3 separate regions of the Homo sapiens genome follow, and all the other regions are linked to region 1. Evidence: chromatin contacts called from ENCODE Hi-C data. All regions are on one chromosome and are shown on one strand. Each heading gives the region's core, a stretch centred on a gene start or an enhancer-like site at or near the end of the contact. The rest is flanking DNA. Distances are from core to core; before and after follow the strand shown.

Evidence for each region. Hi-C counts contacts between places; a loop is a spot of excess contacts on that map. Pooled maps may share reads with other maps.
Region 2: a pooled map shows a loop between it and region 1 (4-fold over the local background). The contact joins the promoter of FASTKD3 here to the promoter of ZNF622 in region 1. A Hi-C loop is called at or near these places in 3 of 50 pooled maps.
Region 3: a loop to region 1 is called in a pooled map, with 5 times the contacts of the local background. The contact joins the promoter of ROPN1L here to the promoter of ZNF622 in region 1. A Hi-C loop is called at or near these places in 6 of 50 pooled maps.

The regions. Positions count from the first base shown.
Region 1 is chr5:16,464,322-16,467,612 of GRCh38, forward strand. It overlaps ZNF622 (zinc finger protein 622), which reads right to left and starts at 1,479. Exons shown (of 6, transcript NM_033414.3): 1 at 720-1,479. The coding sequence starts at 1,344. RefSeq lists enhancers at 787-856, 3,139-3,198, 3,229-3,291 and a silencer at 2,664-2,886.
Region 2 is chr5:7,866,990-7,870,280 of GRCh38, forward strand. It overlaps FASTKD3 (FAST kinase domains 3), which reads right to left and starts at 2,042. Exons shown (of 7, transcript NM_024091.4): 1 at 1,990-2,042; 2 at 1-1,207. The coding sequence starts at 1,094. It overlaps MTRR (5-methyltetrahydrofolate-homocysteine methyltransferase reductase), which reads left to right and starts at 2,159. Exons shown (of 15, transcript NM_002454.3): 1 at 2,159-2,226. RefSeq lists silencers at 2,052-2,491, 2,502-2,551, 2,612-2,661.
Region 3 is chr5:10,440,049-10,443,339 of GRCh38, forward strand. ROPN1L (rhophilin associated tail protein 1 like) reads left to right here and starts at 1,831. Exons shown (of 5, transcript NM_031916.5): 1 at 1,831-2,250. The coding sequence starts at 2,120. It overlaps ROPN1L-AS1 (ROPN1L antisense RNA 1), which reads right to left and starts at 1,803. Exons shown (of 2, transcript NR_102746.1): 1 at 1,640-1,803; 2 at 687-1,325. MARCHF6 (membrane associated ring-CH-type finger 6) reads left to right here. Exons shown (of 26, transcript NM_005885.4): 26 at 1-340. RefSeq lists a silencer at 1,685-1,944.

The sequences.
Region 1 (3,291 bases), core at 229-2,728:
CACCACATGATGACACCATGAGAAAACTTCATCTATAGAACAGGCCCTCACCAGACACTGACTCTGCCAGCACCTTGATTTTGGACTTCCCAATTTCCAGAACTATGGGAAAATACATTTATGTTGTTCATAAATCACCCAGTCTCTAGTACTTCCTTATAGCAGAGTGGACAGACTAAGACATGAACACCTACACCAGCACTGTTAATAGGATGTGGGATGAGGGAAGTAAGGAATAAATAGCTCATAAAGGCAAAGAGGTGAGGGTGCTGGCTCCAGCTCCAAATTTCTGGCTGAGTTGGTTTTGATCCCCTCATTCTGTTTTACTCAACTAAATTAAGTGCAAAACCATCATAACTGGAAACCCACTAGAATCGCAAATTACACGGCAGCTGGTATGACGATAGCATGTCCTCCTGTGCATATGTTAAAAGCCTCTTCATCCAAAACACAGAAGGCATCAATTCATTCTCCAAATATGCATTAAGCACTTCTTTTTCCAGACAAGGTTTTAGGCCTTGGAGAATGAATTGAGTGAACTAAACAGCCAAACCTGCTGGCCAGATAAGGCACTTCAGAAAGCGTCTAAACCACCTTCCCTCATCATTTTTACTTAAAAGCTCTCAAACACACACACACACCCATCTCGAGTATAAATCTGGAAACTTAAGGGTGGGCCAAGTTCCTCTTTACCCTCCCCGCCCAGACAGGGCCATCACCGTCTCCATCCAGGTCCTCTTCCTCCTCCTCGCTGTCCTCCTCCTGCTGCTTTGCCAACTTCTTCGCCTGCTGTTCAAACCACTGGAGCCGGGGTGGTTTCTCACTCGGGTCTCGGTCGTGGGTCCCACGGCCACCAGTACCCACGGCCACGACATTCCTGGCCTCCTTTGCAGGCGCTGGGGGCGCCTTCTTGGGAGACATGGACGGCTGGGCCTTGATGGCCTGCTGGATGGCCGCGTTCATGGCATCCTTGTCCACACTGTCCACGCCCAGTCCTTTCTCCAAGTTCTTTTCATTCATCATCTCCACTTTCCGATTCACTGCCTGCACGGCCTTCTTCTCCAGCTCAACGTGACGCCGGGACTTGAGGTGGTTCTCGTAGGCGTTGAAAGAGGCAAACTTCTTACTGCAAACGGTGCAGTAGGTGGCCGAGCCCTTGCTCTCCTCCTCCGCGACGGCCCGCTGCGCCCGCACTCGCTCCTGGAAGCCCTCGGCGGTCACTGGGGCCATGCTGGCCACCTTCCGCCGCAGGTTGTAGCGGTGCCAGTCCGTCTTATAGTGGGCCCGCTGCATGTCCGCGTCGCGGAACGCCACCCGGCAAGTTATGCAGGTGTACGTCGCCATTGCCAGGCGAGAAATAAGAACCGACCAAGCCAAACACCTGGTGATCAGCGCCGTGGCCCCACAAGACCCTCAGACCTTAACCCGCCTCAGCAGCCAGGAAGAGCCACTCGACACGCCGACTTCCTGATTGTCACTGAGGAAACTTCCGGCACACGTCGGAAGTTATTCACAACTGGACAGGAAACCCGCCTCTCAGGCTGTGGCCACGCCTCCGCCGCCGTGAGGCCCAGGAAGCCGAGGGAACGCTGTGGCTGAAAGGGACCTGGGTCCGCTCAGTCAGCCCGAGGTGGCTGTTGATTGAGGGAGGTCGCGCCCTCCCAGTTACCTTCCCTGGTGGTTGTGCCGCTCGGTGTGACGCGGTCAAGGGGACGGCTACGCGAGAATGGGGGAGTGGGGCGCCCGAGGCTGCTCCTGGGCCCTGGGAAGCCCCCGATTAATGAATGGTCGGGTCAGCGACGCGAGGGTCGGGGTTTCTCTGAGGACCGCGCGCTGCACCTGCGGAGCCGGGTGAATGGATGTCGCGAAGGCAAGGGCTGCCCTTACCCCTCGGGGCCGACCTCGGAGCCCTCGCCCGTGGTTGCAACGCTTTCCCGGGAAACCGGAGAAGCCAGGCCGGGGGCTCGGCCTTTCTGAGGCGGCCCTTCCGGCGGAGGACACCGGCGGAATTTGAGTGCACAGAGTGCGCGAGAGGAGCTCCCTGTAGACACACAGTCCAAGCCACGTAGGTAATTCTAATAGCAGCCACATTTTTAAAGAGTAAAGAGAAATCGGTGAAACTGCTTTTAATGTGTTTAATTTAGCCCATCCTGTCATTTCAGCATGTAATCAGTCTAAAAGAATTAATTAGATCTTTTACGCTCTGTCGTTGGTTCTAAGTCTTGGAAATCCAGTGTGTGTTTTAGAGTTAACAGCCCATCTCAATTTGGACTAGACCCGTGCCAGGTGCCCAGTTGGCTGTGTACCCTCATGTATATAGGACAGCAAAGTTCTGTAGAAAAGAACTTCAGGCCAGGCGCGGTGGCTCACGCCCGTAATCCCAGCACTTTGCGAGGCCGAGGCGGGCGGATCATCTGAGGTCAGGGGTTCAAGACCAGCCTGGCCAACATGGCGAAACCCAGTCTCTGCTAAAAAATACAAAAATTAGTCCCGGCGCAGTGGCGCAGACCTGTAATCCCAGCTACTTGGGAGGTTGAGGCAGGAGAATCGCTTGAACCCGGGAGGCGGAGGTTGTGGTGAGCCGAGATCGCGCCACTGCACTCCAGCCTGGGCAACAGAGCAAGATTCCATCTCAAAAGAAAAAGAAAACATGAACTTCAAATGCTTGGGGAGGTCGTAGATTTCATCCACACAGCCTGGTTGAACCAGAGTCAGCCTTGTTAGAGTCGAATGTTGCATGCTCAGAATCCAGGCTGCCAAGAGAAAACCAAAAGAAGATGGCGCTTTAAAAAACCTTCCAGTGCCTTCCCTTGACTCAATCAAATTCAAACACCTTACTTTCTATTCTCCGAGGCTCTACCCCTCCCTCTGAGGTCCTGCCACACCCCCTTCTCTACCCTGCTCACCCTACTTGAGTCGCAATGACACATTTGATGTTCTTCTAACAAGCACTTTAGTTGGTACTAAGTCAGAAAGTCAGAAATCCATTACTCTTCTGCTTGGAACATCCTTTTGCTGGCTTGCTTCCTTATTTTTTGGATCTCTGCCCAAATGCCTTTGTAAGAGAGGCTTATCCAAATCCACTTACCAAAAATAGTGCCTACCTTCCTAAGTCCTTACCAGGCATAACTTTTCTCCAGTACTGTATTAGTTATCTACTACTCTGTATTAAATTACCCCCAAATTTAGCATCAAGCTTTATTTCAGTTTCTGTATGTCAGGTATTTGAGTGACTCAGCTGGGTGGTTCTGACTAAGATCTCCTAAGAGGTTGCAGTGAACATGCTGTCCA
Region 2 (3,291 bases), core at 792-3,291, 8.6 Mb before region 1:
GTGAGGCACACCGCAGCTACACGATGCTCTAGGGCTTTTGTAAAAAATGTGTCATGGTGCCCAAAATATATGAACGCCTCCAAGACTCTCCTAAGCTCCTCGTTAGTGAAATGTGGGACATGCCTCACGACATATTTGCCCAATTTTATAATCAGAGGAAATGCTTGACTTTGATCAAGAACCACCAGGGCAGTGAGCATTTGGCTAATCAATTTAGGACTCAGGTTGGAAACTATTGATAGGGAAAAGTTGTTTATCTTATTTAAAAATGTTTGGTGTTCATCCACTTTTTCAGTACATGCCTGCAAGATTCTATAAAGGGCCACAATATCCTCCGGGGTAAATGTTTCCAATTTTTCACCTTGAAGTTGATTTATAATGAGTTCTAGTGTCACACAACCTGAACTGTGCAGTGTAATCAGACTTTCCCCAAGAATACAAAGATTGCGAACTTCCATGCCACCTTTTCTGAGACGATTTTGGCATTCTGCCACCAGGTTCAGCAACAGGCTACTTTGAGGATCCACATGCAACAGAATCAGAGCTTGCAAAGCAGTCACTAAACTAGTGTTTGACAGCTGTGAGGGCTCCTTTTCAAACTGAAAGCATAAAGCTTGAAAGATGCTATTCTCCAGTATTTCTTTTGGCAGCCCTTGATCACCATCCTTTTTTTCCACTTCACAAATTCGTTGTAAAGCTCCTGCTGCCATAGTGTCAGGCAGGGTTTCCATCGTGCTTATAAAACTTAGCACTTCTTCTGATGAAGTCAAGTTGCTCAGTCTCCTGTAAAACATCTGACTCTCCTCATTTTTAACATTTTGTTCAAGCCTGTCGCAGTCAGATACTTGAGAGAACACTGGTCCACCGAGTGGATGAAGGTCATTTCCATTTTTCGAATGAAACTTTTTACAATGGGCATGATGGAATTTGACCCCGAAAGGCTCAGGTTGTCGTGAACACAACCAAGGGCACAGACGCTCCTTGACTACCTTGTGAACATGATTTAGAGGTTTATTTTTTAAAGCAGCCAGAGCTCTATGCATCTGAAAATCAGATAAACGATAAAGGTTCTTCCTCAAGGTGATTAATGCCATACCATCAGATTCTCAATTTGATAACTAAATTAAAAAATTTAAAAACACATGGTTAAATACATTGAGAACATGATTGACCCAACATCAATGTTTATGAAACTACAAACGAGTATCTGGAAAAAAAAAAAAAAAAAAAAAAAGGATGGTTAACATATAAACACCAGAGGGGCAAAGTCTCTGCATCCTAGAGTTAGAAGAGTGGCTGACATTGAACAATAACAATCGCTATTACTTGCTAAACACTGTTGTAGGTATTCTATTAACTTACACAGATTCAGTACTTTTACTATCATTTTACACGAGGAAGAAGTTGAAGCACAAAGTTACTTTGCCCAGTTTATGCAGGTGGTTAAGTGGCAGAGCTAGGGTTCAAACTCAGGCAATGTAGCTCTTAAGGGTGGCCCTTAAATGTTGGTTGAAGGAAGAAATTGCATTTGGATAGAAATCAAAGAACAGGTAAAGTGGGCAAAATTAGGCGAGGTTAGAGCAAGGCAAGGGTAAAAACGCGCTGGAAAGGCCCTAAGCTGTTGGTTTCCCCTCGGTGTCGGGAGAAGGTTAGTGTTGAAGGAAAGGGTCTACTTTGTCAATGGAAACAAGGTAGGAAAAGAAAAAGCAAAACATAGATCAATGAAGGGAGAAGGTGGGGCGGCCAGTCCAGATCTAAAGACGGTGCGGGGGGATTTGGCAACACGTGTGTGCAAGACAGACAGACGGGAGGCCCCGCGGCGCGTTTTCCTAGGAATGAAAGGGACCCGCGGGGCGAGCACCCCCAAACTCGGCGCCCCGGGGACCTGCGCTGAGACACGGGCCGGGCGGCGCAGCCTGAGGAGAAAGCCGGCCAGGTCTTTGACACCCAGCCGGACCAACTGCGCGGAGACCCCGCGTTGACACCTACCGCGCTCTGCCGGGCAATCACTCCGGGTGGTCGCGGAAGCGCCTGGGCGTCGTGGGCCTCCGTAGCAAACGCGGGGCGGGAGCACGACTCAGGGCGGCGCAATGTGATTGGCCCAGGTCCCCTTCGGAGCTTTCTATTGGTCCTGGGTACCGAGCATGGGCGCTGCGTCAGTGCGCGCTGGCGCAAGGTTGGTGGAAGTCGCGTTGTGCAGGTTCGTGCCCGGCTGGCGCGGCGTGGGTAAGCTGCCTGTCGGCTACGGTTCCCGGATTCCGGCCGCTCGCCCTGCACTAATCTCCTGGGAGAGGCGGCCCGGGGCGGGGGTGGGCAGCCGGCTTGCGCCCGTGGTTCCCACGCCCTTCGGCCTCCGGGGGTCGCCGCGGGCGCGGGCTGGGGCTCGGACTTGGCCTTTGGCCTTTGGCTTTGGTGTCCCCGGGAGCGTGTCCTTGGGCTCGGCGTCGGCCTCTGCCGCGGGAGGCCCCTGGGCGGCGTGGGGTCTCTCCTCATGTTCTGCCTTTGGTTCTAGGCGCTTTCCAGGCCTAGGGAAACCGCACTCGGGGACGCGGGGAACTGGGGAACATGCCGGGTTGGGGCGGCGCGCTCCGGGGAACCCGGGACGTTCCGAGCGCCCACCCGGCGGGACGCGGCCGTGAGTTCTGCCCGCGGCCGTGAGCTCTGCCCACCGCCTCCGCGCCGCTTCCGGGGCTGCTGGGGCCCGGGCCTCCGCTGAGAGTCGTGGGAAGGTGGTGCCGGATTGTGGGGCAGTAGCAGGGATGAGGGGTTGATTGATCCTGGGAAGCCCTCAGGATGTGTGTTTCATGGGAAGTGATAGAAATTTTAGCTGTAGTAAGGTTTTCATTATCGTTTCCACCGTTTTCTGTGAGCTGTCAATGTGTAGTGTTTTCATATTGTTTATTCACTCATTCAGATAACTTATCGAGTACCAGTTTCATGCCAGGTGCCGTTCTGGGCGGTTCATTCACCGAAAGCCAAGCTTTTGGTTTGGGTTTCAGTTTAAATCTGTCTCTGCAAATTGACAGCCCACCAATTTTAGCCGTTAGATGAGTATGGAAAAAAATCTGTGAGTGTCGTTTGTTTTACTACTGCTTATCTCTTGCGGAAAAACGTGTTAGTAAAATGTTTAAGTGGATTGGAAATATTTTTTCGTTATATGCACCCGTTTGTATATATGCCCATACACTCACATATTTTTGATTTGCATTAAATAATGAAGGAGAGTATGTGCTTCAGTTACCTTTAGTACTATGATTAGTTTGTTTAGCGTTAGGATCAAATAAGAACCAA
Region 3 (3,291 bases), core at 581-3,080, 6.0 Mb before region 1:
CTCTTTTGTACTTTTAAACATACTATATGGTTTACCTTTGTTGTTTATATTTGCATGTTGTTTCCCACTTGAATGTAAGCTCCAAAGATTTTATTTTTTTAAACTGAATTATTACTGTATTCCCAGAACAATTCCCTGGCAAATATTTGGTACTCAATAGTAATGCTAAGTTAGTAAATAAATGATGAATTTAGAATCAAAATAATGTGTCTATGGCCAAAATAAAACCTGAAATCCCTGTCCTATTTCCCAGAGGTAACTGCTGTTAATAGTTTAGTTGTGTGCTTCCAGACATACCTTCACAGAATCATTTATCACAATAAAGGTGTCATACTATGCAGATTGTTTGACAAGATGCTTTTTTTCACTTTACACGGGCATCTTTTCATACCATTGTGTGGCCAGGCCATGATTTGTTTTCCAAAAGACATTTACCCAATTTATATGGTGAAGATTTTTGTCCATATTACTTTTTATAGTATTTCTGTAGGGTAAGTTCCCAGAAGTAATATTGCACGATCATCGAAAAATTTTAGTGTTACATTACTGCCCCATAAAGGTACTAATTAACATCCCTCTCAACAACATAGAAGATTCCTTTTTTTTTTTTTCTTTTTTTGGGTGGAGGGGGGCGGGGACAGAGTCTTACTCTGTCGCCCAGGCTGGAGTGCAGTGGTGCCATTTCTGCTCACGGCAACCTCCACCTCCCGGGCTCAAGCTATTCTCCTGCCTCAGCCTCCCAAGTAGCTGGGAATACAGGCACGCGCCACTACGCCCAGCCAATTTTTGTAGAGAAGGGGGTTTCACCATGTTAGCCAGGCTAGTCTCGAACTCCTGACCTTGTGATCAGTGCTGGGGTTACAGGCGTGACCCACCGCGCCCGGACGGATTTCTTGTTTTCATACTGTCATCAACTTTAAATACAAGTATTTTCAGTTTTTGCCAATGCTGTTAATTTAGAAATGTGTATGTATATATTGTCTGGTGGGTGTTTGGATGGAAACGATCAAAATCGGGCAACTTCCCCAGTTTCCTTGAAGGGAGTGCTTGCCATCGGCCCCTCTGGGAAGTAGCTCTCCGTAGTTCTCCATCTTCCTGTTTTGAGGAACGCAGGAGGAGGTGGATCTGGAGTCTCATCCATTCGGTGGCTGTTAACGGCAACTGCAGCAGCCAGCCAGGTCACCCCCTAAAGCAAAGTTAACCCCTTGCATGGTGCCTTGGTCAGCACCCACCAAATTCGAGGTTTCTCCTATCCTTCGACTCGAGGCTCTTTTGACAGATGTGATTTATTTCCTCCTAGAGCCAGTCACATTGGCTCAAGCAACCTATCGTAAGAAAACAAATACAATAGTGTTTTAGCTGGAAACTGCCCACTGTCTAAGCGGCTTTTTAAATTAAGAACTCAGGTTCACTACGGGATGGCTTAGGCCAGGGAACAGCATGTGCGAAGTTCGAAGCCCGAGAAGTTTGGAGGAGCGGCCCCAGGCGCAGGCGGGTCCCGCAGCGGGGCCCGTGCCGCCCAGGCGATCAGCCCCTTCACTTAACCCGCTTCCCTCCTAGCAGGCCCGAGTCCCCTAGCCTCAGCCTCACGCAGCCAGAGCAAGGGGAAGAGGGAGTCCTTCGTGAGTTCGCCGCTCACATTCGGCGGTGGGAAACCGATCCGAAGATGCTTTTGTAGGCGAAACGCTCAGCTCGCGCGGCTCTGAACCACCGGGGAGCAGCGGCTGCTGCTAGTCGGACTACGCCAGCACCTCCTTGTCCAGCCCGGGAGCAGCCCCGCCTCGCTCAGGGCCGCGTGCGCGTGCGCGGCTCCAGGGGCGGGGCCTGCTCGCGTCCCGGGTGCCTGGATACCGAGCGCGTCCGTAGTGGCGGCTGGCGCTAGGGAACTGCAGGGTCTAGGGTGTTGTCGGAGTGGCAGTTGGTCCGAATTTCTCCCGAAGCCCGCGGAGGAGCGGGTAAGAGCCCCGCGAATCCGGCCCCAACCTCGGGAACGGGATGGGAGGCGGCCCTGGCCGCAAGCCCCGCGCTGCTAGCGGGTCCACCGCGTCGTAGCCGACAGCCGCCCTTCTTCCTCGCAGCGCGCCGCGATTCACCAGCCTGGTCCCTTCTGCGGAGAGCGATGCCGCTTCCCGACACCATGTTCTGCGCTCAGCAGATCCACATTCCCCCGGAGCTGCCGGACATCCTGAAGCAATTCACCAAGGCTGCCATCCGCACCCAGCCGGCCGACGTGCTGCGGTGGTCCGCGGGGTAAGCGCCCTTGGCCCGGGGAGCTGTCCGGTCTACATGCCCAAGCCAGACGAGCCCAGAGAGCCCTCCTCCCGGACCAGGGGCCTTACGCGGCACTCAGCGTCCTTAAGAGTATCAGGCAAAACTTTCCCCTTAGCATTGGTGACATCTATACTTGAGTGTTTTATCTAGGAACCATTTCGATTTATCGACTATGAGACCCGAAATCATTGCAAAATGCTCACTTACCTACAACGTAATGGCAACTCAATTGTTTAAAAGTGTTTATGATGAAGATAGACTAAAACTTAACAAAGTAATTGCATTGGGCAAAAAAGTGTTTACATTATGTTAAAAAAATTACACGGTTGCAGTCACTTTGTGAAATGACTTTACAAAGAGGAATATTTTAGCTAAGTTCCTCATCTGCAGAGAGTCCTCTCAGAGCTATGTATACCCAGAGCTGGTTAAATTTATTAGAACCGGAACGACCGTGGTCATACTGAGGTCATCATCCCTAGAGTGCTCAGGGTAAACTGTCCAGCAAATGAAGCTTCACAGTTTATTTTTTGCCACAAACATTCCAACACTTGCCAGGAACAGACATTCATAATCTCAAAGTTACAAGTCAACAGATCTTAGAGGCATTAAAAGAAATCCTCTTGGTTTTACAGGAGAGCTCTTTGCCCCTTTTCAATAAACAGATGTAAAACAAAAACTCACTTTTATGATGACAAGAGTCAGCACAGGTGTAAATTTAATTTAAATATTTTAGTCATCAACATTTCAAATTTTGGCTGGGCTTGGTGGTTCATGCCTGTAATCCCAGCACTTTGGGAGGCCAAGCTGGGAGGATCACTTGAGCCCAAGAGTTTGAGACCAGCCTGGGTAACACAGCAAGACCCCATCTGTATTTTTTTTAATAAGAAAACTAATTTAAAAAGAAAAAAAACAGCCAAATTTTGCTGGCTTTAAACTCTATAACCAAAGTGAATTAGTTTCGTTTGGCTGCTGTAACAAATCACCACAAAACTTGACAGCTTAAAACACAGACATACATTT